2 separate regions of the Homo sapiens genome follow, and region 2 is linked to region 1. A link is an interaction called in ENCODE POLR2A ChIA-PET data of the cell type or tissue named here. Cell type or tissue: GM12878. All regions are shown on one strand. Each heading gives the region's core, and the rest is flanking DNA. Links, peaks and the distances in the headings are about the cores only.

Region 1 (14,756 bases), core at 4,887-7,386:
TTGCCCCCAAGGTGAGTGCCGCATGGCCTCACCCTAGTCCCGGCCCCCACACAAATGACACTCAGGATGACGACGAAGACAGTGATGATTTAAAACCTGGCCGATGGCCGAGGGGTCGCATGTGCCCGTGGTGTCTGGTCTGGATCCTTTTACGTCCTTCTCCATGAATATATTCTCCATGGAGAAGTCCCTGCCCTCTCTCCTGTTTTCTGACCGGGAGACCAGACCTCCTTTGCTGGAGGTCAAACGGCCAGGGTGAGGTCCCTGGAGCCTGCCCTGAGCCCCGTCCTCTGGGACACACAAGTGCTGGCTGATGGCAGCGTGGCTGGACGGCAGGTGGCACGGAGCTGCCTGGGCAAGGCTCAGGTGTCTCCAGGCCGCAAGCTCAAGCTGCCAGCCATGTGGCCACGTGCCGTGGGGATTAGGTCCCTATGCTGCAGCATCTGCTGGGAGGGATGACAAGAGGCTCCAGCAATGACATCAGGCAGCTCTCGTCGGGCCCTGGCTAAGTCCCCTGGCCCTGTTCCCAGCAGCCGGGCCATCCCCACCACTGACGCCTCCCTGATCCTCAGCTCCCCCTACTCAGCGACTCAGCAGATACCTCTCCCGTGCCCCCTGCAGGCCAGGTCCACTGCTCCAATTCCTTTAGTTCTCCTAGGATCCCTGGGGAGCAGGGCTCATTGTCCCCATTTTATAGGTGGGGAAACTGAGGCTCGGCAACCAAAAGATGTGGCAAGGCCCGGGGGCTGGCCAGAGGCAGAGCGGGATTGGAGTCACGAGACTTGCCACAGAGCAGCTGGTGGTCCCTCAGGCTGTGTAGGCCACCTGCTCATCTGCACAAGCCCCTCAGAGCCCAGCAGGGCCATGGTCACTCTCCCTGGGGGACAGTCACAGAAGCTGGGGCTTGGTGAGGAGGTGAGCAGAGGTGGCCGGGAGCGGTGGCTCCTGCCTGTAATCGCAGCACTTTGGGAGGCTGAGGTGGGCGGAGATCACTTGAGGTCAGGAGTTCAAGGCCAGCCTGAACAACATGGTGAAACCGCGACTCTACCAAAAAATAAAAAAATTAGCCGGGCTTGGTGTTGGATGCCTGTAATCCCAGCTACCAGCTACTCAGGAGGCTGAGGCAGGAGAATCGCTTGAACCCGGGAGGCGGAGGTTGCAGTGAGCCGAGATTGCGCCACTGCACTCCAGCCTCGGCGACAGAGCAAGACTCCGTCTCAAAATAAGCCAGCAAGGAGGGTCGCCACGGGGGCTGGATGAGAGAGTGCCTCCCAGCCGCTCCTTCTGCTGCATTCTACCCACTTCCTGTGAGCCAGTCTCAACCCAAACACTCTTTCCCCATCCCACAGGGATTCTGAGAATCAGGGCACCCCAGACCCAAGGCAGCCACATTTCCCTTTTCCACTGAGAGCGGAAAGAGGCCTCGGCACTTCCTGGGGCAGCCCAGGATTTGGCCGTGTTTCTGCATTAGCAAGAAAAGGCGTAATGGAATTTGGATAGACAAGAAAAGGGGATGTAAGCGTGAGCAAAACCACACACTCCATTTCATTGTTAGAAATTCCATGCGTGTCATCAAAACCTCATCTTGGGACAGAGGCCAAGACGAACTCACTGTCACAAGGAACTTTGTGCACAACAAGTGTGCTGGCTCCCCTGTCACCCCCGCCCTCACCCCCGGCCTGCTGGCTGACCCCAGACACAGCAGCCTTGTGTTTCCTCCCTCCTGGTCAGCTGGTGCCTGGTAGCTGCAGCGGTGGTAGCTGCAGTGGTGTCTCTCCAGAAGGTTCTGGGGGAGAGACTGAAATTCCCATGCTTAGCCTTACAATGCCCCGGCCCCGTGCAAACCTCCAGATGAAAACACAGCCCCGGCCAGTGCGGTGGCTCACGTCTGTCATCCCAGCACTTTGGGAGGCCGAGACACGTGGATCACAAGGTCAGGAGTTCAAGACCAGCCTGGCCAAGATAGTGAAACCCCGTCTCTACTAAAAATACAAAAATTAGCCGGGTGCGGTGGCGGGCGCCTGTAATCTCAGCTACTCAGGAGGCTGAGGCAGAGAATTGCTTGAACCCAGGGGGTGGAGTTTGCAGTGAGCCGAGATCCGCCACTGCACTCCAACCTGGGTGACAGAGTGAGACTCCATCTAAAAGAAAAAAAAAAAAACACAGCCCTGTTTAAGCCCTCCGTGCATGTCCTCCTCCACCTCCACCCCCACGGCTGCCATTTTTGCCAAAACGTATATCCTGGACTTGCCTTCTTGCCGTTTGCTGTGTTTGAGCGTCGAGCGTTGAGCCAGACACAGTTGGGTTGGCACAGGAGTCAGGGTTCTCTCCGGGGGTCCTGACAGTTTGCTGCCAAACCTTCATGTCCAGACCTAGTGTCCCCCCTGGGGTCCCTCGGGTTTGCAGTTGCCTTGGCATTGAGGATTCAAGGTGTGTGGCAGGAACAGGGACCCAGGAAACCCTTTGGTGGCCTCAGCCTGCCCAGCTTTGTCACTTGAACCTGTCGGGATGCAAACAACATGCACAGTTCACGAGAAAGCCGCTCCTGGCTGGAACATCCCTTCGACCAGGGTCTCTGGGTATCAGCATCTCTGACATTAGGGTCAGATTATTCTTGAGAGGGGGTTGTCGCTGTTTGTTTGTTTGTTTTGTTGTGTTTTGTTTTTTGAGACAGAGTCTCGCTCTGCACCCAGGCTGGAGTGTAGTGGCACGATCTTGGCTCACTGCGACCTCCGCCACGTGGGTTCAAGCGATTCTTCTGCCTCAGCCTCCCGAGTAGCTGGAATTTCAGACGAGCGCCACCAGGCCCGGCTAATTTTTGTATTTTTAGTAGAGATGGGGTTTCACCACGTTGGCCAGGCTGGTATCGAACTCCTGACCTCAAGTGAGCCACACACCTCAGCCACCCAAAGTGCTGGGATTACAGGTGTGAGCCACTGGGCCTGGCTAGGTTTTTTTTTTTTTTTTTTTTTTCCAGACAGAGCCTCGCTCTGTCGCCCGGGCTGGAGTGCAATGGCGCGATCTCAACCCACTGCAACCTCCGCCTCCCGAGTTCACGGCATTCTCCTGCCTTAGCCTCCCGAGTAGCTGGGATTACAGGCGCCCGCCACCACACCCAGCAAATTTCTTTTGTATTTTAGTAGAGACCAGGTTTCACCACGTTGCCCAGGCTGGTCTCGAACTCCTGAGCTCAGGCAATCCGCCCTCCTCGGCCTCCCAAAGTGCTGGGATTACAGGCGTGAGCCACCATACCTGGTTTTTGTTTTTTGATTTTTGTTTTCCATTGTTAACATGAAAACATCCGTAATGATCCCTAGCCCTCAGGGAGAAGCTCCCTGGGCCTGTAGTTTTCCGGGACTTTCTAACAACACCAGGGCTGGAGTGGGGTGGCCCTGGAGATGTCACACATGATACTGGTGACCTCTAGCCATTCTGATGATGTGACCTGGAGCCCACGGGCCACAGCAGAGAACCCCAGGCTCGAGGTCCATCCTTGGCCATGTGTGTGCCCGGACGGGCCGGCCCCTGCTGCAGAGCCCAGAGGGGTGGGCCTACCAGGCCACGTGTGCCCATGCACAGCAGCAGCACCTGCTATGGATGGAGGTGGGGCAGGCACTTCACATCCGAGGGCTGCCTGGGCCTGGGAGCCTCTGTCCTGGGAAGGAGATCGGCCCTGGGAACAGAGTGGGTTCCAGGAAGTAACACCCTTTGTGAACTCCCTGCACCATGGCCTCCAGCCCCTTCCATCCAAGTGGCATCTTTGGTACCCAGTGTCTGGGATGTGCTGGGGTTGGCAGAACAAAGGCCTCAAAGACATCCATGTCCTAATCCCTGGGAGCTGTGGCTGTGTCACCACACATGGAAAAAGGGACTCTGCAGGTGGGATTGAGTGAAGGACCACCTGAGTCATGAGAGCACCACCGTGGATGATCCGGGGTGGGGGGGCGCAGTGACCTCACAGGATCCTCACGAGAGGAGGCAGGAGGGTGAGAGTCAGAGAGAGACTGAAGAGGCTGTGCTGTGTCTGTGAAGGGGGAGGAAGGGTCCCGAGCCGAGGGATACGGGCACCTCTAGGCGAAAGGCGGGAAAGAGATTCTCCCCTGGAGCCTCCAGGAGGGACCAGCCCTGCCTGTGCCTTGATTTTAAACCAGTGAGGCCCATGTTGGACTCTGAGCCCAGAGCTGTGAGATGAGAAACATGGGTCGTGTGCAGCAGCCACAATGTCACAGGACACAACGAACGTCCAGGGAGCTGCCAGTGTGCGGAGAAGGGGTTTTAGTGCAGCCTGGCTGTGCATAGATGGTTGCAATCAGGGGCTTCTCAGAGGGGATGACATCGGTGGGGCTTTGCAGGATGTGTAGGAGTTTTCTGGGGGGGGGGCATGCGTGGAGAAAGACCCACCTGTGCTGAGGTGGGAAGGCCCGGTACTGCCCTCTGTTCTCTTCCTAACCCTCCTGCCCTTCAGCTCCCGAGCACCACCGTCACGAGGCCGGCGCTGCCCCTTGCCCTGGCCCGGGGCCAGGGTGACAGCATTTCCTCAGCCGGGAAGCCCAGAACTGGAGTGACAGGAGCCACGGGGTTCAGTGTCCTGGCCCGGCCCCGGTTCCCGGGCTTGCAAACTCTCACATGACCGTGGTCATCCCCCGCCCCCGCCGACCCCACCGCCGGGTGGACAGAGAGCAGCTTTTCTTTTCTCCTGCTCCCGTCACCGCGGCGACCAAACCCACACTGGCGGCGCGTCACCCTCTGTCGTCGCGGCCTCTTTGTCTGAACAAGCCGGCTCATTCTTAGGCTCCAAGCTCCGGCTGAAGGCAGCGGCGGGACCTGCCCCGCTGGTCTATTTTTCACTTTCTCGTGGGCACCTCATTCATTCCCTCTCTTTAGCCCCTTCTAAATATAGCTGCCCCGGGGACCGATTTAGCCTGAGAGCAAAGGGCCCACACTGACAGGGACAGTCACAAGGCACTATTTTCCAGCCAGTGCGGCCCTCCCTTCCATGTGGCAGAGGCCCTCCCGCCCGCAGCCCTGGGCCCCACGGCCCTGCCTTGAGGTCACAGAGCCACCAACGGTCAGAGCTGGCACGGAAGGCCCCACACACAGCCGCCCTCCCAGGCCCTGCTGGGCGACCTGGCCCTGGAGAGGCTGCAGGTGCAGGGTGGGTGCCCACGCTGGGTGCAGGGTCTCTGCATGCAGACCCTGGTTGCTGAGGGGGCCCTGGGGTTCTGTGGAGCGGGCAGCAGGTGTGGCCAGTCTCAGACCTGTCTCTTGTATTGAAGTTTCCATTTCAGTCGGGCTCCCCGGGCTCTGCGTGGGTCCCCTCTTTGGCGTCCTGGTGAGAACATGGCAGGCCGTGGGGGGCCTGCATCCCAGCTGCCAGGGGACACATCAACGCCTGATCGTTGCCCTGTGCCTTCTCACCCTGATGCCCTGTGTCCGCTCTGGAAGCTGTGTGCACCTTTCTTTTTCGTTTGTTTGTTTTGTTTTGTTTTGTTTTGTTTTTGAGGCAGAGTCTCGCTCCGTTGCCCAGGCTGGAGTGCAGTGGCGCGATTTTGGCTCACCGCAACCTTTACCTCCCGGGTTCAAGCAATTCTCCTGCCTCAGACTCCTGAGTAGTGGCATTACAGGTGCCCACCACCACTCACGGCTAATTTTTTTGTATTTTTAGTAGAGAGGGGGTTTCACCGTGTTGGCCAGGCTGGTCTCAAACTCCTGATCTCAGGTGATCCACCCACCTCAGCCTCCCAAAGTGCTGGTATTACAGGCATGAGCCACTGCACCTGGCCTTTTTTTTTTTTTTTTTTTTTTAAGACAGTTTCGCTCTTGTTGCTTAGGCTGGAGTATAGTGGCGCAATCTTGGCTCACTGCAACCTCTGCCTCCCAGGTTCAGGCAATTCTCCTGCCTCAGCCTCCTGAGTAGCTGGGATTACAGGCATGCGCTACCATGCCCAGCTAATTTTGATTTTTTTTTTAGTAGAGATGGGGTTTCACTATGTTGACCAGGCTGGTCTCGAACCCCTGACGTCAAGTGATCCGCCCGCCTCGGTCTCCCAAAGTGCTGGAAATACAGGCATAAGCCACCGTGCCCGGCCTATGTGTGCACCTTTCTGCAGAGTCTAAACCAGGGTCCCCTAGGCACTGTAGACATGGCGGCCAGATTGTTCTCTGAGGTGGGCCTGTCCTGGGCACTGCAGGGTGCTGAGCAGTATCCCTGGCCTCCACCCACTCCATGCCAGGAGCACCCCCCAGTTACGACAACCACAGATGTCGCCAGACAGCGCCCAGGGTCCCCTGGGGGACGGAATTACCTCTAGGTGAAACCCCCAGGGATAGGGGATTCCACGGACCCCCAAGAGACTCTGCGTCCCATGATCCTCTGCTGTGCTGAGGTCCCAGGAGGCTGCACACAATGAAATCCACACCGAGCTGGGAGGGAGAGAGGAGGTGAATCCCAGGAGTTGGGGGTCCCCCTGGTTCACACCATCCATCCCGTTGGGAGCTTATTCTAGTGTGGGTAGGGATTGAACCCCATTTTCCCCAAATAATTAACTCAGGGTCTTCTCCCTCAGCACTGTGGACAGTGGGGTAAGATCCTTCTCTGGGGTGAGGCTGTGCTGGGCACTTACGGTTGCTGAGCAGCGCCCCTGGCCTCCACCCACTCCATGCCAGGAGCTCCCCCAACCCCGACAACCACAGATGTCTCAGGCATCGCCCAGGGTTTCCTGGCGGGGCTGAATCACCCACCCCCCCAATTAAGAGCCACTGTTGGCCCAGCACGGTGGCTCATGCCTAAAATCCCAGCACTTTGAGAGGCCAAGGTGGGCAGATCACCTGAGGTCAGGAGTTTGAGACCAACCTGGCCAACATGGTGAAACCCCATCTCTACTAAAAATGCAAAAATTAGCTGGGCGTGGTGGGGGTGGGGGGCGCCTATAACCCCAGCTACTCAGGAGGCTGAGGCAGGAGAATCTCCTGAACCCGGGAGGCGGAGGTTGCAGTGAGCCGAGATCGCGCCACTGCACACTGTCCTCAGGGGCTTCTGTGAGATGCACTGAGGTCCTCATGGCTCCCGGGGGTGCTCATGGCTGAGGCCCTCGTGCCCACAGCAGGCGTGCAGATGTGCACATTGACGCAGGTGCCCAGGGACACAGCTCTCTGCAAACCCAGCTGCCCCAGCCACTGTACGAAGGCGACTTGTTCCTCACAGTGCCTCGGAGCCTTCTCTTCTCTCCCAAACTACTGTTCCATTTTGTTTGGGTTTGGATCTTTTCCTCTCTAAACATAACACCCTGTCTCTCTTGTCTCTGAACACTGTGTTCTCAGAAGCAGTCATCCCTCCACGGGGAAGGGCTGACGTTTCCACTCCAAGCATTGTCTCCCCTCCTGCCAAATCTGGTTGCTGGTTTTGTTGCTTGGGGTTTATTTTTCTTTCCTTTTTCGAGGCAGGCAGAGGTTTGGAGGGGTGAGAGGTGGGGGATTGCCAGACCCCCAGGAGGAAAGAGTCCAGGAGCTCTGCGAGCTATAAAGCTACTGGTTCTGGAAGTTTTAGAGCCAGATGAAGGTTGCTTCTGTTCTCACGTTGCTGCTGCAGGCCGGCCGCCCCTCCCGCCTTCAAGGCCACCTTCCCCCGGGGCTGACTCACCCCGGCACGCCGCGCCACACAAGGCTGGCTCTGCTTTGATGAGCAGACTGGAAAAGCGCAGCCGCCTCATTGTGGAGCTGCCTGGAAGCCGCCAGAGCCCGCTCTGAGCTGGAATTCGCTGAGCCTGACTTCCTGTGCCGTCAGGAGAGCAAACGCCCGCTGGCCTTAGGAGCCGGTTTACAGGAAGCAGCCATGGGAGGACGGTTTGCTCGGCTCATGGAGAAGCAGCCACCCTCTGCACGGGTTTTAATGCTGCACCCTCATCTCAGGGCTGTGAAAAGAAAAATTGCAGGCCGGGAGCGGGGGTTCATGCCCGGGATCCTAGCACTTTGGGAGGCCGAAGCAGAGGGATTGCTTGAGCCCAGGAGTTTGAGACTGGCCTGAGCAATACGGTGAGGCCCCAGCTCTAAAAGAAAAAATATTAAAAATTAGCCGGGCATGGTGGTGCACACCTGTAGTCCCAGCTACTCAGAAGGCTGAGGTGGGAGGATCTCTGGAGGCCAGGAGGTCAAGGCTGCAGTGAGCTGTGATTGCACCACTGCACTCCAGCCTGGGTGACAGAGCAAGACCCTGTGTCAAAAAAAAAAAAAAAAAGGAGGCCAGGCACGGCGTCTCATACATGGAATCCCAGGACTTTGGGAGGCCAAGGCAGGTGGATCACTTGAGATCAGGAGTTTGAGACCAGCCTGGCCAACATGGTGAAACCCTGTCTCTACAAAAAAATAAAAATAAAAAATAAGCCTGGTGTGGTGGTGGATGCCTGTAATCCCAGCTACTCGGGAGACTGAGGCAGGAGAATCACTTGAACCTGGGAGGCGGAGGTTGCAGGGAGCCGAGATGGCGTCATTGCACTCCAGCCTGGGTGACAGAGCGAGACTCTGCCTCAAAAACAAAACAAAACAAAACAAAAACCACCAAAAAAAAAAAAAAAAAAGGAAAACAGCAGAGATGATGTGTGCAGCATGCTCAGTCCAGCGTCTAACACCTAGCAGCAGCAGATGGCAAATAAGAGCTGAAGCTGTCCTGGGCTGTGGGACCCCATGCCTGCTCACCGGGGGGCCCTCCAGCCTGGAGACCCCAACCAGTCCCATCCTGGCCTTGCGTATCAGCTCCTTACACTGCATAAGAAACTACTGCATATGTGGTGGCTTAGAGCAACACGCCTGCCTGAGCTTACAGTTCTGGAGGTCATGGTGCAATGACGTCCTCTGCCCAGGGTCTCCCAGGCTGAAACTGAAACGTGAGCCGCCTGCTGTCTGACGCGAAGCTTCCAGTTGTCGTCCCCAGCTCATTCAGGTTCTTCCTGAATTCACTTCCTTGCAGTCGTAGGGCGCAGTCCCCCTTTCCTTGCTGGCTGTCAGTAATAAACATTCAGTGCACAAATGAAAAAACCCACCCCAGGCCAGGCGCGGTGACTCGCACCTGTAATCCCAGCACTTTGGGAGGCCGCGGTGGGTGGATTGCTTGAGGCCAGGAGTTCAAGACCAGCCTGGGCAACATGGTGAAACCCCGTCTCGACTAAAAAATACAAAAGTTAGCTGGATGTGGTTGTGAGCGCCTGTAATCGCAGTTACTCGGGAGGCTGAGGCAGGAGAATCACTTGAACCTGGGAGGCGGAGGTTGCGGTGAGCCGAGATCACGCCATTGCACTCCAGCCTGGGTGACAGAGCAAGACTCCATCTCAAAAAAAAAAAAAAAAAAAAAAAAAGAACACACAGCGCTGCCTCCCATGAGCCTAGCCAAGGCCCGACTGTGCACCTGCCACAGGGAGCTCTTTGGAAGGGCCGCCCTGCAGCCAGCCCCAGACAGGAGGCCCAGCAGCACTGGGTACAGAAGCACCATTTCTTCCCATCTCAGCCCTCGGCCCTGATCAGCCTTTCTTATTTTATTTTTATTTTCTTGAGACAGAGTCTCACTTTGTCCCCCAGTCTGGAGTGCAATGGTGAAACCCTAGCTCACTGCAACCTCAAACTCCTGGCCTCAAGCCATCCTCCCGCCTCAGCCTCCCGGAGTAGCTGAGACTACAGGCTTGTGCGACCACACCCAGCTTACCTTTTAATTTTTTTTTTTTTTTTTGATGGAGTCTTGCTGTGTCGCCCAGGCTAGAGTGCAGTGGCGTGATCTCGGCTCACTGCAACCTCCGCCTCCCAGGTTCAAGCGATTCTCCTGCCTCAGCCTCCTGAGTAGCTGGGATTACAGGTGCCCACCACCATGCCAGGCTAATTTTTTTGTTTTTTGTATTTTTAGTAGAGACGGGGTTTCACCATCTTGGCCAGGCTGGTCTCGAACTCCTGACCTCGTGATCCACCCACCTCGGCCTCCCAACCTGCTGGGATTACAGGCGTGAGCCACTGCCCCCGGCCTTGATTTTTTTACTTAGAGGCAGGGTCTCGCTGTATTGCCCAGGCTGGAGTGCAGTGGTGCCATCCCAGCTCACTGCACCCTCATTATGTTCTCCTGAAATTCGGCTTCGCTTCCCCAAGAACATTTATTTTTATTTTTTTATTTTAGAGACAGGGTCTCACTGTGTTGCCCCAGGCTGGCTTTGAACTCCTGGCCTCAAGCAATTCTCCTGACTCAGCCTCCCAAAGTGCTGGGATTACAGGCACGAGCCACCGCACCCAACCTGATCAGCCTCTTTTAACAGGGTCTGGGGGACTCAGGACCTTCCCTGCCGATGGAGGAACCCTCGGTAGCTCCCGCTCCCTCGCCTCTCTGGCCGCCAGGCCCAGGAGCCGCTCGGTAAAGTCCCTGTCTCTGCCAGGCCGGGTGCATTCTTGACATTCCTGTCCTTTTACGCAGGCCGCCCCGGCCAGCTCTCAGAAGCCTCCACCGGCTGCATGCTCTCTCCCTGCTGGTGAGAAGATGGCCCTGGCGGCGGCGGCTCCTGGTCGGTTTATCGAGCCGGGAGTGGCACTTTCCCAACTATGAGAACTATGCTTGGAATTCAGAGCCACCGCCAGCCTCTCTGGGTCTCGCTGTCACGGCTTCCTGTGCAGCTGGAAAACACCTCCAAGAGTGGCCGTGGCATCACAGACCTAAAAAAGGAGCTGGGTTTGCTCCGGCAGGTCTCCCCGGGAGGAGGGAAGCCAGTCTGTCCCGCTGCCCGGCGGGCCTCGCTGTCTGCTCGGCAGAGACAGGCCAGGCAGGTTTGGACTTCTCGGGATGCTCCAGCCTCAGCGCCCCCAGGGTCCCCGCAAAATCTCCAACCACCCCAGGCCTGCTGTCTGCTTCTTGGCTTTACAGCCCAGGACACCTGGATTCAGCCCACCCACCCCCGAGCAGGGGCCCACGCACCCACCCTCTGCACAGGCTGGGCACGCCGTCGGGCTAAGGGTCCCGGCAAGAATCAGTCTTAGAGCACAGGCCGAGTGTGGAGGCTCCGTCTGTAATCCCAGCACTTTGGGAGGCTGAGGCAGGAGGATCACCGGAGGCCAGGAGATCAAAACCAGCCTGGACAACATAGTGAGACCCCCATCTCTACAAAAAATTAAAAAATTAGGGGGGCATGGTGGTGTGTGCCTGTGGTCCCAGCTACTTGGGAGGCTGGGGCAGGAGAACGGCTTAGGCCCAGGAGTTCAAGTTTTCAGTGAGGTGGGATCACACTACTGTACTCTAGCCTGGGCAACAGAGTAAGACCCCTTCTCAGAGAAGAAAAAGAAAGAAAGAGAGAGAGAGACGGAAGGAAGGAAGGAGAAAAGAAAAGAAAGAAATTGAGAAAGAAACAGAGAGAGAGAGAGAGGGAGGGAGGAGGGAAGGAAGGGAGGGAGGGAGGGAGGGAGAGCCAGAGAGAAAGAGAAAGAAAGAAGAAAGAAAAAAGGAAGGAAAGAGAGAGAGAAGGAGGGAGGGAGGAAGGAAGGAAGGCAGGAAGGAGAGGGAGAGAGAAGAAAGAAAGAGAAAGAGGGAGGGAGGGAAGGAGGAAGGAAGGAAGGAGAGGGAGAGAGAAAGAAGAAGGGAGGGAGGCAGGAAGGAGAAAGGAGAGGTGTGAGTTCCTGCGATGGTGTGTATTTAGAATGCAGAACTTTAGGCCACTGGATGAGCAAGGCCTCTAGGTTGTTCTCCCTAAACCCTTTGGCCAATGAGACAGGGCAGCTGGGGGAGGGACGACACCCAGCCTCCAGCACAGAGGTCCATTCAGGGCTCCACTGGGACCGTGTCAGGTGTGTGTCCATCCCCCATTGGATATCGTATGTGTCTAAAATTGAGCTTATGGCCGGGCGCAGTGTCTCCCGCCTGTAATCCCAGCGCTTTGGGAGGCCGAGGCGGGCAGATCACCTGAGTTCAGGAGTTCGAGACCAGCCTGGCCAACATGGTGAAACCCCGTCTCTACTAAAAATACAAAAATTAGCCAGGCGTGGTGGCGGACACCTGTAATCCCAGCTGCTCGGGAGGCTGAGGCAGGAGAATCGCTTGAATCAGGAAGCAAAGGTTGCAGTGAGCCGAGATCACGCCTTTGTACTCCAGCCTGGGTGACAAGAGGGAAACACCATCCAAAAAAAAAAAAAAAGTTGGTATATATGTTTATTTCTCAGTTTGTGAAAATATCCTTAATTTATTGTCGTCACAAACAAATTTCAATTCTGATTACTATGCAAGGAAAAAACAGAAGATAATCTGCTTTGCAACGCAGTTTATAGTTCATTTGTTTACAGGAACATGCAATATATGAAAAATTACTAACTAAACTACAAGTATTAAATACCTAAATTAGTTAACAGTTTATTATAATTTATTTAACAATCTAGGGCTGGGTGCCGTGGCTCACGCCTGTAATCCCAGCACTTTGGGAGGCCGAGGTGGGCAGATCATGAGGTCAGGAGATCGAGACCATCCTGGCTAACACGGTGAAACCCTGTCTCTACTAAAAATACAAAAAAAAATTAGCCGGGCATGGTGGCGGGCGCCTGTAATCCCAGCTACTCGGGAGGTTGAGGCAGGAGAATGGCTTGAACCCAGGACGCAGAGTTTGCAGTGAGCTGAGATTGCGCCACTGCACTCCAGCCTGGGAGACAGAGTGAGACTCCGTCTCAAAAAAAAAGAAAAAAAAGAAAAATATATATATCTAGGAAGTCTGAAGCCATCAGCACTTCCAATGCAGTGAGGAATTCAGGAATCTCAGTGGAGCTGTTAGAGTAGTGAACCTTGTAAGTAAAATATATGCATGCCTTTCTATTGTGTTTTTTTAAAGACAGGGTCTTGCTCTGTTGCCCAGGCTGGAGTGCAGCGGTGCAATCATAGCTCACTTCAGCTTCCAACTCCTGGGCTCAAGCAGTCTTCCTGCCTCAGCCTCCCGGGTAGCTGGAACTACAGGTGTGCACCACCATGCCAGGCTAATTTTTTTTTTTTTTTTTTTTTGCAGAGACGGGGGTCTCACTATGTTGCCCAGGCTGGTCTCAAACTCCTGGCCTCAAATGATCCTCCAGCCTTGGCCTCCCAAAGTGGTAGGATCACAGGCATGAGTCACCACCACTGCTGATGGCCTGACGCATGCTTTGGATAGCATCGTGGAGGGATCTCTCTAAAATTGACCTGGTCGGTTTCATTCTCAGCAGACTGACCTGGGCCACTCAGCACGGCTTTCCTTATTCCTGATGCTCGTGTATGTTCTCTTTTTACAATAAAGTCATCATCGTCAGAAGATACCAGTTTACCATCCATGGCATCAGGGCCTCCGTAGCCACTGCAGCTTTTCTCCTCTCCATTCATTGTTGTTTTGTTTTGTTTTGTTTTGTTTTGTTTGAGAGAGAGTCTTGCTCTGTTGTCCAGGCTGGAGGGCAGTGGCGCAATCATAGCTCACTACAGCCTCCGCCTTCCAGGTTCAAGCAATTCTCCCACCTCAGCCTCCTGAGTAGCTGGGACTACAGGCATGCACCACCACATCCGGCTGATGTTTGTATTTTTTGGTAGAGATGGGGTTTCACCGTGTTGGCCAGGCTGGTCTGGAACTCCTGACCGCAAGTGATCTGCCTGCCTCGGCCTCCCAAAGTGCATTCATTATGTTCTTTTGAAATTCTGTGTCGCTTCCCTCAAGACCTTTCATAATTTCTTGTCAGCCCTGCAGTCACTGTAACCGGGTCCCAGCCTAACACCACAACCCCCACTCCAGGGCCAGTTTCCCGCCTCCAGCTTCACCACAACCCCCACTCCAGGGCCAGTTTCCCGCCTCCAGCTTCCTGTCCCATCAGAACCGTACACTTTGAGCATGCTCAGTGTATTATATGTTGATTACATTTATATATTATGACCCTATTCTATATTCTATATCAGATTTATTTTATTATAGCCAGGTGCCATGGCTCACGCTTGCAGCCCCAGTGATTTGGGAGGCTGAGGCAGGAGGATCGCTTGAGACCAGCCTGGGCAACATAGCTGTAGAGACTTCATCTCTACAAAAAATAAAAAACTAGCCAGGCCTAGTGGCATGCACCTGTAGTCCCAGCTACTCAGGAGGCCCAGGCAGGAGGATCGCTTGAGCCCGGGAGTTGGAGGCTGCAGTGAGCTATGATTGCACCACTGCACTCCAGCCTGGACAACAGAGTGAGAACCTGGCTCTAAAAATATGTATGTGGCCGGGCGCGGTGGCTCATGCTTGTAATCCCAGCACTTTGGGAGGCCGAGGCGGGCGGATCACGAGGTCAGGAGATGGAGACCATCCTGGCTAACACGGTGAAACCCCGTCTCTACTAAACAAAATACAAAAAATTAGCCGGGCGCGGTGGCGGGCACCTGTAGTCCCAGCTACTCGGGAGGCTGAGGCAGGAGAATGGCGTGAACCCGGGAGGCGGAGCTTGCAGTGAGCAGAGATCACACCACTGCACTCCAGCCTGGGCGACAGAGCGAGACTCCGTCTCAAAAAAAAAAAATAAAAATAAAAATAAAAATATGTATGTATATATATTTTATTATCTGTATAATAAAATATACACATACACAAATGGAGTCCGACCAGGAAGCACAGACTGTACCCCAAGGCCAAGAGAGCCCCTCCCGAGAACCCAGGGTGGCCCAGCCTCTGCACAGAACCCCTAGGGTGTCGTGGAGCACAGGGGAAACCGCTGTCTAGTTCTGAACTTTACAGCCGAGAAAGCTGAGGCTCAGGGAAGTCCAGGGGACGTGC
Region 2 (14,756 bases), core at 5,130-7,629, 54 kb before region 1:
CTGTAATCCCAGCTACTCGGGAGGCTGAGGCAGGAGAATCACTTCAGCTGAGGAGGCAGAGGTTGCAGTAAGCCAAGATCAAGCCACTGCACTCCAGCCTGGGCAACAAAGCAAGACTCTGCCTCAAAAAAAAAAAAAAAAAAAAAAAAGTGAGATTTGGCCAGGTGTGGTGGCTCACACCTGTAATCCCAGCACTTTGGGAGGCTGAGGCAGGAGGATCACTTGAGGCCACAAGTTTGAGACCTGTTTGGCCAACATGGTGAAACCCCGTCTCTACTAATAATACAAAAATTAGCTGGGCATGGTGGCAGGTGCCTGTAGTCCCAGCTACTCAGGAGGCTGAGGCAGGAGAATCACTTGAACCCAGGAGGCGGAGGTTGCAGTGAGCCGAGATGGTGTCTGGTGCACTCCAACCTGGGCAACAGAGAGAGACCTTGTCTCAAAAAACAAACAAAAAAAACAACAGTGAGATTTGACACATGAGGAAAGGCATGGGGAGATGGAGGCAGAGACTGGAGCCATGTGGGCTCAAGCCAGAGGATGCCTGGAGGCCCCAGAAGCTGGAGGAGGCAGGAAGGATCCTCCCCTGGAGCCTCCAGAGGGAGCACGGCCTTGCCCACATCTAGATTTCTGACCTCCAGAGCCATAGAGAATCCATTTCCATTGTTTTAAGCCACCAGATCCGTGTGACTTGTTATAGCGGCTTCAAGCCACTCATACTGACAGCCAAAAGGACTTGGACTCCAACGACAGAATCTAGTTCATCCCAGGATTTCAGGTGGTTTCTTGGGCCTAATACTTCTAAGAGAGGGGAAGCCGCCACTGGATTGTTTCCTTCTCGCCACTGCCCTGCATCTCTGTCTGGGAAAAGCATTCAAACAAACCACACTTTGTTCTTGAACTTGGGGTGGTGTGAAAATCACATAATAGGGCAGAAAACTTTCTCTTTTCCCTCCCTCCCTCCCCACTCCCTCCCTTCCTTCCTTCCTTCCATTCATTCTTTTTTTTTTTTTTTTTGAAGGAGGGTCTTGCTCCGTTGCCCAGGCTGGAGTGTCTAGGGCAGAAAACTTTCTCTTTTTCCTCCCTCTGTCCCTCGCTTCCTTCCTTCCTTCCCTCCCTCGCTCCCTCCCTCCCTCCCTCCCTCGCTTCCTTCCTTCCTTCCTTTCATTCATTTTTTTTTTTTTTTGAAGCAGGGTCTTGCTCCGTTGCCCAGGCTGGAGTGCAGTGGCGCAGTCCTAGCTCACTGCAGCCTCGACTTCCTGGTTCAAGCCATCCTCCTGCTTCAGCCTCCAGAGTAGCTGGGACCACAAGCACACGCCACCACATCCGGCTAATTTATTTTTATTTTTTGTAGTGATGGGGTCTTGCTATGTTGCCCAGGCTGGTCTCAAACTCCTGGCCTCAAGCGATCCTCCTGCCTCGGCCTCCCAAAGTGCTGGGAGACGGGCATATTATGCTGCACCTGGCTAAGACCACTTTTCAGTGTGTTAAAACAGGCACTTCTCGAGACCCGGCACGGTGGCTCACGCCTGTAATCCTAGCACTTTGGGGGGCCGAGGCGGGTGGATCACGAGGTCAAGAGATCGATACCATCCTGGCTAACACAGTGAAACCCCGTCTCTACTAAAAATACAAAAAATTAGCGGGGCGTGGTGGCGGGCGCCTGTAGTCCCAGCTACTCAGGAGGCTGAGGCAGGAGAATGGCGTGAACCCAGGAGGCAGAGCTTGCAGTGAGCCGAGATTGCACCACTGCACTCCAGCCTGGGTGACAGAGCGAGACTCTGTCTCAAAAAATAAAATAATAATAATAATAATAAAAGAACAGGCACTTCTCCCTTAAACGCTTAGTTCCTCCTTCTGTAAAATAAATCTAGGTGACACAATCTCTGAAATCCTTTCCAGCTTGAACACGCTAGGAAAAACTGGGAGATCTATGAACAGTGAATAAAAATGAACTGAAATGATCCTCCTAGCTGCAGGGGCTTCTGATGCCTGCATTCTCCAGATGGTTGGTTTCCTAAATTTAGCCGCCGCCCCGCAAGGGTGAGCCCTGCATAGTTTTTGGTCGATCTCCAGTCCAGGCTGTGAATACACAGCCCTGATTTGCATTTCTGAACCCTCGGGGATGGCTGGATTCCTCGGGCTACTCTGCTTGGAATTTTCAGCCCCAGAGAGCCACCGCGGTCTCACCGGATGCCGGTCCCACCCGATGCGAGAAGCTCCGGGGGTTCCCCCTCATTCTGGCATCAGCTCCCTCTCTGCAGCCTGTGGAACAGAAAGAACACAGCTTTAGGCCGGGCACGGCGGCTCACGCCTGTAATCCTAGCACTTTGGGAGGCCGAGGCGGGTGGATCACGAGGTCAGGAGATCGAGATCACCCTGGCTAACACGGTGAAACCCCGTCTCTACTAAAAATACAAAAATTAGCCAGGCATGGTGGTGCGCACCTGTAATCCCAGCTACTCGGGAGGCTGAGGCAGGAGGATCGCTTGAACCCGGGAGGCGGAGGTTTCAGTGAGGCAAGACTGTGCTATTGTGCTCCAGCCTGGGCAACAAGAGCGAAACTCCATCAAAAAAAAGAACAGAACAGAACAGAAAAGAGAAAAAGAAAGAAAGAAAGGGAAGGAAGGAAGGGGAAAGGAAAGGGAGAAAGAAAAGAAAGGAAGGAAGGAAAGAGAGAGAGAAAGAAAGAAAGAGAAAGAAAAGAAAGAAAGGAAGAAAGGAAGAAACAAAAAGAAAGAAAGAAAGAAAGAAAGAAAAAGAGAAAAAGAAAGAGAAAGAGAGAAAAGGGTGGGTAGCGCATCTTTCCTTGCAGAGCCGCAGTGAGCCCCCTTCCAGCTGTGAACTATCAACCTGCCTATAAAAGGCAATTCTGATTGAAGGAAAAGGGAGGGGTGGTGGTGAGGGGAGGGCCGGGTGGCCCTCTGCCCAGCCCGAGATTGGCTTCCGTTTCTGGCTTGCTGTCCAGCGTATGGGATTGATTTAGATTCCCAGAACACCACGGAAGGTAGCACATGCTGTGACGATTGCGTAGTGGTTCGTGCTCCGGGGCCCGGTTGGAGATCCCTGCTGCCCGTCTGTCCGCCTGTGCGAGGCCACAGATCTGCCTGCATTTCCCTGCAGGCTCGGGAGGAGCTGGCAGAACCTGCTGCTTCTGCACAGCGCATTCCTGTCTGCTGGCAGCTCCTCCCCAGCGCCCTGAAGGGAGTGCTGGATCTGCTTAAAAGCGTGCAGGAGGGGGTGGGTACAGGGGAGCCAGGGCCTGCAGAGGACGCAGCCCGCAGCCCAGTCCTCAGTGCTGCTTTTTCTGTTGTTGTTTTGAGACGGAGTCTCGCTCTGTCGCCCAGGCTGGAGTGCAGTGGCGCGATCTCAGCTCACTGCAACCTCTGCCTCCCGGGTTCAAGCAATCCTCCTGTCTCAGCCTCCCAAGTAGCTGAGATTACAGGCGTGCACCACCACGCCCGGCTAATTTTTGCATTTTTAGTAGAGACGGGGTTTCACCATGTTGGCCAGGCTGGTCTCGAACTCCTGACCTCAGGTGACCTGCCCATCTCGGCCTCCCAGAGTGCTGGGATTACAGGCGTGAGCCACTGTGCCCGGCTTCTAGTGCTTCTCCAGATCCTAGCAGACTTTCTTCCCCAGGGTGCCTCCACAGTGCTGCTTGCAGATTCTGGAAGGATCATCTGGGATTCCACTGCTCTCCTCCCCTCTCCTCTCCTCCCCTCCCCTCCCCTGTCTTCTCTTTTCTTCTTTCTGAGACAGGGTCTTACTCTGTGGCCCAGGCTGAAGTGCAGTGATGAAATCATAACTCACTGCAACCTCAGCCTCCTTAAGTGAGCCTCCCGCTTCAACCTCCCTAGTAGCTGGGACTACAGGCTCACACCACCATGCCCGGCTAATTTTTTTATAAAGACAGGGTCTCGCCATGTTGCTCAGGCTGGTCTCGAACTCCTGGGCTCAAGGGATCCTCCTGCCCCGGCCTCCCAACGTGCTTGGGATTACAGACGTGAGCCACCATGCCCGGCCTTCACTGCCTTTCTTTTCCTCAATAAAAATCTGACATCGGGGGATTGCATTGCTCTGTTACCCTTTCTTCAGGCACCTCTCTTTTCCTGCTGCCAAACAGTGGAGACAGGAAGCCAAAAAAAATTGCCCAGTCCTTGTTCCTGGGGAGCTCATTGTAGAGCAGGGGAGACAGACACGTATATTGCAAGCATGTACATGTATCTGCAATAGGCACGAGCCGCGCCGTGGCAGGACTGAGTCCACATGGCTGGGGAAACACACTGCCTGGTAACTGGAGGCTGGTCAGATAGTGGTTGAGCTGAATTGAGGAGTTACCTACTCTAGGGTTTACCTACTTGTGCCCCATGGTTTTTAGGGACAACAGGCATCCCAGCTGTACCCCGGGCCATCTGGATGGAACTAGAATGGATGCAAAGAACACAGCTTTGGAGTCAAGCAAACCTTCCTTAGTTCTATTTTTTACATAAGTAATAATTTGTTTTTGGAGATGGTGGCGGGGGGGAGGTCTCTCCTTGTCACCCAGGCTGGAGTGTAGTGGCGTGATCCTAGCTCACTGCAGCCTCAAACTCCCGGGCTCAAGCGATCCTACCACTTCAGCCTCCCAAGTAGCTGGGAGCACAGGCACACACCACCACAACTGCTTTATGTTTCTCTTTTTTATTCTCCTTCAGCCGTACTTTTCAGCTTTGAGGACTTGAGCAGGTTTATTACCATCTTGGATCGCATTTTCTCTTCTGTGAAGTAGAGAGAATACCTGTGTATTGGAGTTCTCAAAGTGTGGTCCAGGGACACCCAGGGGTTGGTCTCTGAGACCCTTTTGGTGGGGGACCACTAGGTCAAAACTGCTAAGATAGAAGCCAGGCACTGTGGCTCACACCTGTAATCCCAGCGCTTTGAGAGGTCAAGGTGGGTGGATCACCTGAGCTCAGGAGTTCGAGACCAGCCTGGCCAACATGGTGAAACCCTGTCTCTACTAAAAATTAAAAAAAAAAATTAGCCAGGTGTGGTGGTGGCGCCTGTAATCCCAGCTACTTGGGAGGCTGAGGCAGGAGAATCACTTGAACCCAGGAGGCGGAGGTTGAAGTGAGCTGAGATTGCGCCACTGCACTCCAGCCTGGGTGACAGAGCGAGACTCCATCTCACAAAAAAAAAAAAAAAAAAATGCCAAGATACTCTGGGTCTCCTTCCTCCCAGTCTCTCCCACACAGATGGTGGAGTTTTCAGAGGTTGCATGACGTTTGATATCACAGTGGATTGAACTCAGAGGCTTATACAAGAATCCAGCTGTCTTCTATTAAGCCAGACATGAAAGAAATTTGCAAAAATGTAAAACAATGCCACTATTTCCCCTCAATGTTTTTTTTTTTTGAAAAATAGTTACTTTTCACTTAAACGTGTCATCCTCCTAATATAAAATATATGGTTTAAAAAAATATTTAATGGGATTATGTTAACTTGTAACAGGAGTATAGCTAAAATCTACATAAACACAAGCTGTTTAAGGGCCTTAATTTTTTATTACCATATTTATGTATATATTTTGGCATCATATTTATATATATTTATTTTATATGACAGCTTTATTGAGATTTTTACATGCCATAGAATTCACTTTTTAAAGTGTACAATTCAGTGGTTTTTAGAATATCCAGAGTTGTGTAACCATTACCACAATCTAATTTTTTTTTTTTTTTGAGATGGAGTCTTGCTCTGTTGCCCAGGCTGGAGTGCGGTGGCGCCATCTCAGCTCTCTGCAACCTCCACCTCCAGGGCTCAAGCGATTCTCCTGCCTCAGCCTCCTGAGTAGCTGGGATCACAGGCCAGCACCACCACCCCCGGCTAATTTTTGTATTTTTAGTAGAGACGGGGTTTCGCCGTATTGCCCAGGCTGGTCTCGAACTCCTGACCGCAGGTGATCCGCCTGCCTCGGTCTCCCAAAGTGCTGGGATTACAGGCGTGAGCCACCGCGCCCGGCCTAACCCCCGGTTTTCATGCACCGTCTTTGATGTTGCCTTTAGGCCGTGCCTGAACGCCGGTGTCACAAACCAAAGCCACAATAACTCAACAGCTTCATGAAATACCCAAACTCCCCCAGCTCCTGTGACATCAGGCAGGCGGAGTGACGCGGCTGCATGGCAGGGCTGCCCGAGGGCCCCCCTCCCAGGTCCGCACCTCCACCTCCTGGAAACCCACCCGGGTGGGCGGTGCTTTCTCCCGCCGAAGTCCTAGAAATGCTCTTCCCCACCAGCTGGGTTTATTTGGATTCATCCAGCCTCGGCTGGGAGGAGGAAGGGGTGGGCCCTCCTAGTATTTATTCTGCTGGAATGGAAACCTCAGATCTTCGAGATACTCAAGCAGACAGACAGACATCTACCAAGTCAGCGAGGGGAAAGTGCGGTGTTTTCGGAGGTCAGCCCGGGACAGCAAAGCAGGCAGGCTGGGGCTCTGATCAGTTCAAAAAGCACCACGTGGTGTCTGCGGCGGAGCAACCAGCGGCACGCCCCCACCCCAGGCGTCCCTCCCACAAGCAAATAGCACAGCCCGGTGACATTGGCTTTTTCCAGCCGAGCGCGGGGCACCCGCTTCGCCTCGTGCCCGCCTCTCCCCCTCTTCATCATGGGCCCTCGGTGGAACTGTATGCTAGAAACTTCACTTTCCAATTTTGGAGATGCTTCTAGAAACTAGACTTCTTTCCAGCTTGAGGTGAGCTGGAAGTTAGATCAGTTTCCATTTCTTTCAACTGAAAACGTGATTACAGAAGTCAGTGTTTCATAAGCTTTCTTTTTCCGTGATCACCTTCTTTTGAGACATCCTTTTCCTAGTGGCTCCTTAGAAAGAATAACGGTGGCAAGAGATTTAAATGCACCCGATGTCTGATTCTTTTGACGGAAGATGCCCAAGTAGCATTATTATTATTATTATTATTATTATTATTATTATTATTATTATTATTTTATTACTTTTCATTTTTTTTGAGACGGAGTCTCGCTCTGTCGCTCAGGCTGGAGTGCAGTGGCGCGATCTCAGCTCACTGCAAGCTCTGCCTCCTGGGTTCACACCATTCTCCTGCCTCAGCCTCCCGAGTAGCTGGGACTACAGGCGCCCGCCACCACACCCAGCTAATTTTTTGTATTTTTAGTAGAGATGGGGTTTCACCGTGTTAGCCAGGATGGTCTCGATCTCCTGACCTCGTGATCCGCCCGCCTCGGCCTCCCAAAGTGCTGGGAGTACAGGCGTGAGCCACCACGCCCGGCCAATTCTGTATTTTCAGTAGAGATGTGGTTTCACCATGTTGGCCAGGCTGGTCTCGAACTCCTGACCTCAGGTGATCCGCCCACCTTGGCCTCCCAAAGTGCTGGGATTAACAGATATGAGCCACCGCGCCCGGCCGCCCACTAGTTTTGATTGTGAGTTCTTTTGGTCCTTGGTTTTCGTAAGCGTTGCTTCCTCCTCTGTAGTAGAGTAACAAGCATGCAGCGTAGAGTCGCCGTGAGAGCTGGATTCGGTCGTTGATGGACAGAGCCGAGTGGAGAGCCTGAGATGACTCAGTGCCACACAGGTGCTGCTCACACAGTTGTCCTGGTCATTGTCGTCTAACCACTGAAACTCCCTAGACTTTTCCTACACATGCACACTCACATAGATACGTACAGCAATATGGAGCGCATTGTACATTGGCAGTCCTGAGCTGCTTTTTACCTTTCTAAATTTAATTTCTTTTTTTTTTTTTTTTTTGAAACAGAGTCTCACTCTGTTGCCCAGGCTGGAGTGCAGTGGCGCAATCTCGGCTCACTGCAAGCTCTGCCTCCTGGGTTCACGCCATTCTCCTGCCTCAGCCTCCCGAGTAGCTGGCACTACAGGCGCCCGCCACCACGCCTGGCTAATTTTTTGTATTTTTAGTAGAGACGGGGTTTCACCGTGTTAGCCAGGATGGTCTCGATCTGCTGACCTCGTGATCCACCCACCTCGGCCTCCCAAAGTGCTGGGATTACAGGTGTGAGCCACCACACTCGGCCTTATTATTATTATTTTTGAGAAGGAGTTTTGCTCTTGTCACCCAGGCTGGAGTGCAGTGGCGTGATCTCGGCTCACTGCAACCTCCACCTCCTGGGTTCAAGCGATTCTCCTGCCTCAGCCTCCTGAGTAGCTAAGATTACAGGTGCCCGCCACCACGCCCAGCTAATTTTTGTATTTTTAGTAGACACGGGGTTTCACCATGTTGGCCAGGCTGGTCTCAAACTCCTGACCTTAGGTGATCCGCCTGCCTCGGCCTCCCACAGTGTTAGGATTACAGGCGTGAGCCACTGTGACTGGCCCCAAGTAGCATTATTATATAATGGAGTTTTTGTTTGTTTTTATCTTAGAGACAGGATCTTCTTTCTCTGTCACTCAAGCTGGAGTGCAGTAACGCCATCTCAGCTCCCTGCAGCAGCTTCCAACTCCCAGGCTCAAGCAATCCTCCCGCCTCAGTCACCAAAGCTGGGATAACAGGTGCACACCACCATGCCTGGATAATTTTTAAATTTTTATTCTTTCTAGAGATTGGGTCTTGCTATGTTGTCCAGGATGATCTTGAACTCCTGGCCTCAAGTGATCTTCCCACCTCAGCCTCCAAAAGTGCTGGGATTGCAGGTGTGAGCCACCGAGCCCAGCCTATACCTGTGAAATTTCAATATCATAGATAGACTGTGTATCTGTTTATGTTCTGTTTTCTGGGCTTAATCCATAAAAAAAGTAAAATTTGTTTTCATCTCCCCAAGAATTGATGTTCACCCTGTTGAGAATATATTTGTAAAGAAGTCTCGTACTGCAGGAGTGAGAATGGAGACATCTTCATCACAAATCTCACTCCCCAGAATTAACCACTGTTAACAGTGTGGGGTGGATGGGAACTGATCATCAGTGCAGAACGTGAAAGGAGAACAACTGGGTCGATATTTGCCCACTTTTTTTTTTGGGGGGGGGACAGGGTCTCACTTTGTCACCCAGGCTGGAGTGCAGTGGCATAATCATGGCTCACTACAGCCTCAACCTCTTGGACTCAAGCGATCCTCCCACCTCAACCTCCTGAGTAGCTGGGACCACAGGTGGATATCACTACACCTGCTTAATTTTTTTTTAATTTTAATTGAGACGGGGTCTCACTATGTTACCCAGGCTGGTCTGAAACTCCTGGGCTCAAGTGATTTTCCTGCCTCAGCCTTTCAAAGTGCTGGGATTGCAGGTGTGAGCCCCGCGCTGGGCCTGCCTACTATTTTTTATTTTAATTTTAGGGACCGACTCTCACTCTGTCGCCCAGGCTGCAGTGCAGAGGCACGATCTCAGCTCACTGCAACCTCCACCTCCTGGGTTCAAGCGATTCTCCTGTCTCAGCCTCCCAAGTAGCTGGGATTACAGGCATGCACCACCGCACCCGGCTAATTTTTGTATTTTCAGTAGAGATGGGGTTTCACCATGTTGGCCATGCTGGTCCCAAACTCCTGACCTCAGGTGATCCGCCCGCCTCGGCCTCTCAAAGTGCTGAGATTACAGATATGAGCCACCGCGCCCGGCCGCCCACTAGTTTTGATTGTGAGTTCTTCTGGTCCTTGGTTTTCGTAAGCGTTGCTTCCTCCTCTGTAGTAGAGTAACAAGCATGCAGCGTAGAGTCGCCGTGAGAGCTGGATTCGGTCGTTGATGGACAGAGCCGAGTGGAGAGCCTGAGATGACTCAGTGCCACACAGGTGCTGCTCACACAGTTGTCCTGGTCATTGTCGTCTAACCACTGAAACTCCCTAGACTTTTCCTACACATGCACACTCACATAGATACGTACAGCCATATGGAGTGCATTGTACATTGGCGGTCCTGAGCTGCTTTTTACCTTTTTAAATTTAATTTCTTTTTTTTTTTTTTTGAGACAGAGTCTCACTCTGTTGCCCAGGCTGGAGTGCAGTGGTGCGATCTTGGCTCGCTGCAAGCTCCGCCTCCCGGGTTCACGCCATTCTCCTGCCTCAGCCTCCCGAGTAGCTGGGATTACAGGCACCCGCCACCACGCCCGGCTAATTTTTTGTATTTTTACTAGAGACGGAGTTTTGCTATGTTGCCCAGGCTGGTCTCAAACTCCTGAGCTCAGGCAATCCACCCGCCTCGGCCTCCCAAAGTGCTGGGATTACAGGCATGAGCCACTGCACTCGGCCCTTAAATTTAATTTCCTTTCAGCCGGGCATGGTGGCTCACACCTATAATCCCAGCACTTTGGGAGGCTGAGGTGTGTGGATCAATCAACTGAGGTCAGGAGTTCAAGACCGGCCTGACCAACATGGCAAAACCCCGTCTCTACTAAAAATACAAAAATTAGCCGGACGTGGTGGCGGGCGCCTGTAATGCCAGCTACTTGGGAGGCTGAGGCAGGAGAATCGCTTGAACCCGGGAGGTGGAGGTTGCAGTGAGCCAAGATCACGCCACTGCACTCCAGCCTGGGCAACAGAGTGAGACTCCGTCTCAAAAAAAAAAAAATTTAATTTCTTTTGAGACAGGGTCTCGCTCTGTTGCCCAGGCTGGAGTGCAGTGGTGCCATCATGGTTCACTGCAACCTTGACCACCTGGGCTCAAGCGATCCTCCCACCTCATCCTTTCAAATAGCTGGGACTACAGGTACGTGCCACCATGCCCAGCTAATTTTTTTGTATTTTTTGTAGAGATGAGGTCTTGGTATGTTGCCCAGGCTGGTCTCAAACTCCTGTCCTGAAGCAATCAGCTCGCCTCAGCCTCCCAAAGGGCTGGGATTACAGACGTGAGCCACCACGCCGGGCCATTAAAGACATTTTTGAGATAATCATGGACAATGGGTCACAGGCTGGTTATTGGTAACAGGAAATTATTGTTGATAATCATGGAGCAAGTTGATAATAAGACAGTGTTAATTTGATTGGGTGGTTCTGTGTTGGGAAATCAGAAAGCTTCAGTGATTAGAGAACATTCTGAAGGTTCTACAGGCAAAGTCATATGATGTCTTGAATTTGTGTGAAATACCCGTGCAAAGCTGGAGAGAGAAGTGAGAACAGAAGAAGGGCAGAATGTTAATTCCCGTTGCAGGAGGTGACGACACTCAGAGAGACCTCGTCCTGGCCTGCGTGCTTCAGGCTGTGTTTGAAATTTTCCACTATATGTAATTTTTTAAATTTGCAGTTTCTTTCTTCCTCCTTCCTTCCTTCCTTCCTTCCTTCCTTCCTTCCTTCCTTCCCTCCTTCTTTCTTTCCTTCTTTCTTTCTTTCTTGAGGGAGTCTCACTCTGTCGCCTAGGCTGGAGTGCAGTGGTGTGATATCTCGGCTCACTGCAACCTCTACCTCCCAGGTTCAAGCGATTCTCCTGCCTCAGCCTCCCAAGTAGCTGGGACTACAGGTGCCCACCACCACACCCAGCTAAGTGTTTTGTATTTTTAGTAGAGATGGGGTTTCTCCATGTTGGCCAGGCTGGTCTCGAACTCCTGAGCTCAGGTGATCCGCCCGTCTTGGCCTCCCAAAGCGCTGGGATTACAGGCGTGAGCCACTGTGCCCGGCCTTGATTTGCAGTTTCTGTAAACAACTTGTATAATAGAAAAGCAGAGAAATAAATTTTCCTCCCCTTCAGAAGCACCTCATGTTTGTTTTAAAGTATAGTATTTAATCCAGATTTGAGAAGGTTTGGGGTGAATGAGGTAAGAAAGTTTTTTTTTTTTTTTGGCATCAAATATTTCGGCCTGCCTCTCAGCTTGCTTCAGAAAACTTAAAACATCACAATAGTAATCAAAACATATATAACATTGAAACAGAAGGAAATGGCATGGACCACAGAACTCCAAGGATTGTTTAAAAAAAAAAAAAAAGTGCTACCCCGGGAAAAGTATTTGCAATTTTTTTTTTTTTTTAGATGGAGTCTCACTCTGTTGCCCAGGCAGGAGTGCAGTGGCACAATCTCGGCTCACTGCAAGCTCCGTGTCCCAGGTTCAAGCGATTCTCCTGCCTCAGCACCCCTAGTAGCTGGGACTACAGGCAGCCGCCCCCATGCCCGGCTAATTTTTGTATTTTTAGTAGAGACGAGGTTTCGCCTTGTTGCCCGGGCTGGTCTCGAACTTCTGACCTCAGGTGATCCACCTACCTCAGCCTCCCAAAGTGCTGGGATTACAGGTGTGAGCCACCACGCCCAGTCCTACTCTTAATACTTTTGAAATCTTTAGAGCAGCTTGAAGGCTTGTAAATATATAGAACGAATATTTTAAAAAACAAAAATTGACTCAATACTATTTCTTTTCACTTTGAAAATATAAAGCACAAAATAAAGACAAACATTCCAAGTTTTTTTTTTAAAAAAGGAATTTTCCACTATACATTTTTAAGAGAGGCAGAGATTAAGAACAACATCAGGCCGTTGGTGACCAAGACCAGAAGCCTCTCCCCTCAATCTGGGTGGCCACAGGCCACTTCTCACCACCCGGTGCCCTGTCCTCTTTGAAGTTTTTAGTCTGTGCTGGATTTTCTTACTTTTTTGTGACCTCAGCTGTTGGTTAGAAAGAGTATGCATTTTCTTTTCTTTTTTTTTCCTCCCTCCCTCTCCTTCCTTCCTTCCTTCTTTCCTTCCTTCCTTTTCTTCTTTCTTTTTTTCCCTTCTCCTTTCCCCTCCCTCCGTCCCTCTCTCCCTCCCTCCCTTTCTTTCTTTCTTCCGTCCTTCCTTCCTTCCTTCCCTCCCTCTCCTTCCTTCCTTCTTTCCTTCCTTCCTTCGTTTTCTTCTTTCTTTTTTTCCTTCTCCTCTCCCCTGCCTCTCTCCCTCTCTCCCTCCCTCCCTCTCTCTCTCTCTCTTTCTTTCTTTCTTTCTCTCTTCCCTCCCTCCCTCTCCTTCCTTCCTTCCCCTCCCCCTCCCCTCCCCTCCCCTTCCTTCCCTCTCCTTGTTGCTCTGTCACCCAGGCTGGAGTGAAACGATGCAATCATAGCTCACTAGAGCCTCGACCTCCTGGGCTCAAGCAATCCTTCTGCCTCAACGTCCTGAGTAGCTGGGACCATGGGCACATACCAGCACACCTGGATGCTTTTTAAAAATTTTTTCTAGAGATAGGATCTTGCTATGTTTCCCAGGCTGGTCATGAACTCCTGGGCTCAAGCGATCTTCCTGCCTCAGTCTCCCAAAGTGCTGGGATTACAGGCATGAGCCACTGCACCTGGCCTTTGTTCATTTCTTTCATCCAGTCTTGCTTGGGTTTTAGAGGAGGAGAGATTTAAAGTGATGTTTTCTGCCACATTGCTAGAAATAAAAATGCTGTGATAGAAGGAGCAATTTTTTTTTAATGTAGCAACTCTACTTTTCAGCCTTTTGAAAAATGTTAAGAGTTGTTTTTGGTTGCCATTTTTTGTCAGTGTGATCAGTGAGCTTCATTCTTTTTAGTTAGCGCGTTCTTGTGTATGGATATGCCAGAGTGACTTGAAGAACACACTACTGATCTTTACAGTTTTTCTTACATCCAAATAATGTTGCAGCAGAAACATCATGGTATACATCACTTTTGACCTTGTCTAAATATCTCAGGAGGTAAATTCCTAAAAGCAGAAATGCAGCTTTAGAAGATAGTGGCATTTACAATTCTGTTAATCATTGACGAATAACCTTCCACAAAGTTTATAGCAACTTGAACTCCTGTCAACAGTGAGTGAAAATGCCAGTTCCCCCACAGCCTTGCCATAATGGTTATCAACTGAATTTAAAAGTTTTGCCAGCCAGTTATGTGAAATTAGTGTCTCTTTGGTGTTATAATATTCATTTATTTGGCCATCAGTGAGATCAGTCACCTATTCCTTTCTTTTCTGATTGTTAGTATCTTTGCACTAAGTACCTCTGTATATCTTCTATTTGGCTATTGAGTTTTTCTTATTGATTTGTAGGTGCTCTTTACATATGACAGGCACTAACACTTTGTTACATATGCTACATATTACTATTTTCTTCCAGTTTGCTATGTGCCTTTTTACTGGCTTTGTGGCTCTCCTCCATCCTAACACACCCATTGTAGAAGAGAGCTTCCTTTGGGCTGGAGCCTTGGGATAGACTTTCCCCCAACTTTGGTTCTTTGGTTGAACAGCCTCAATAGGGAGTTTGGAAACAGACAAACTCAAGGCCACACACTCAGTCCCCTATAATCTCTCCCTTAAAAAAAAAAAAAAAAAAAAAACCCTTTATTTTCAAATTACGAAAACAGTGACATACTAGAAAATCTTAAAAATACCAAAAGGTTTAAAGAAAGGGATGGAAATCATCCTGCATGCATTATTGCCATCTTACAAGAGAGGAAACAGAGAGGAGGCGGAGTAGTATGTTGGCAAATAGTATTGGCAAGTAGGAGTATGCCTGACAAATCTCATAAGAAACAGCAAGGAGGGATGATTATTCTTCCACATCATCGGTTGACACAGCCTTCCAGCGTGGAACGGCTTGTTTGCAAGCCAAACCTACCGCGCAAGAGGTTCTTCTTGTTCTCTGTGAGGTGCTGAGTTGCTAGGTTACTGAGAGCATCAGGAATCCAAGGAACAACATACTTATATCGTGCTCAACTTTGAAAAATAAAGTAGATATTAACATTTTAAAATGAGTAAGAATAATATTTATTGCACCAGGATTTGCAAATATTGAATTCTAGTTGCAATTCTACCATTTCTAGTATGTATGTATGTGGATGGATGGATGGATGAGTAAATGGATGGTTGGATGGATGGATGAATGGATGG

Evidence for each region. Peaks named below come from ENCODE experiments on the same cell type or tissue, not always from the same donor. Only the 100,000 strongest peaks of a DNase experiment are listed, where the experiment ranks them.
Region 2: POLR2A ChIA-PET joins it to region 1 with 10 read pairs; 22 of 35 experiments call an interaction of 5 or more read pairs at or near these places.

What each region holds. Positions count from the first base shown.
Region 1 is chr19:2,536,699-2,551,454 of GRCh38, reverse strand. The region is part of intron 3 of GNG7 (G protein subunit gamma 7); the gene reads left to right. It also overlaps the pseudogene ELOCP28. Among named protein-coding and RNA genes, the nearest start is that of GADD45B, 68 kb to the right of the region's middle. RefSeq lists enhancers at 5,540-5,679, 6,213-6,262, 6,343-6,392, 5,788-6,606, 6,607-7,426 and 5 more and a silencer at 7,153-7,242. In GM12878, for the core only: no CTCF peak of the experiment used is centred there; a DNase peak (open chromatin) is centred at 6,359; H3K4me3 peaks cover 495 bases; H3K27ac peaks cover 842 bases.
Region 2 is chr19:2,590,901-2,605,656 of GRCh38, reverse strand. All of the region lies in intron 2 of GNG7 (G protein subunit gamma 7), which reads left to right. It also overlaps the pseudogene RN7SL121P. Among named protein-coding and RNA genes, the nearest start is that of MIR7850, 32 kb to the left of the region's middle. RefSeq lists enhancers at 1,600-2,366, 12,699-13,200. In GM12878, for the core only: no CTCF peak of the experiment used is centred there; a DNase peak (open chromatin) is centred at 6,566; H3K4me3 peaks cover 1,259 bases; H3K27ac peaks cover 1,789 bases.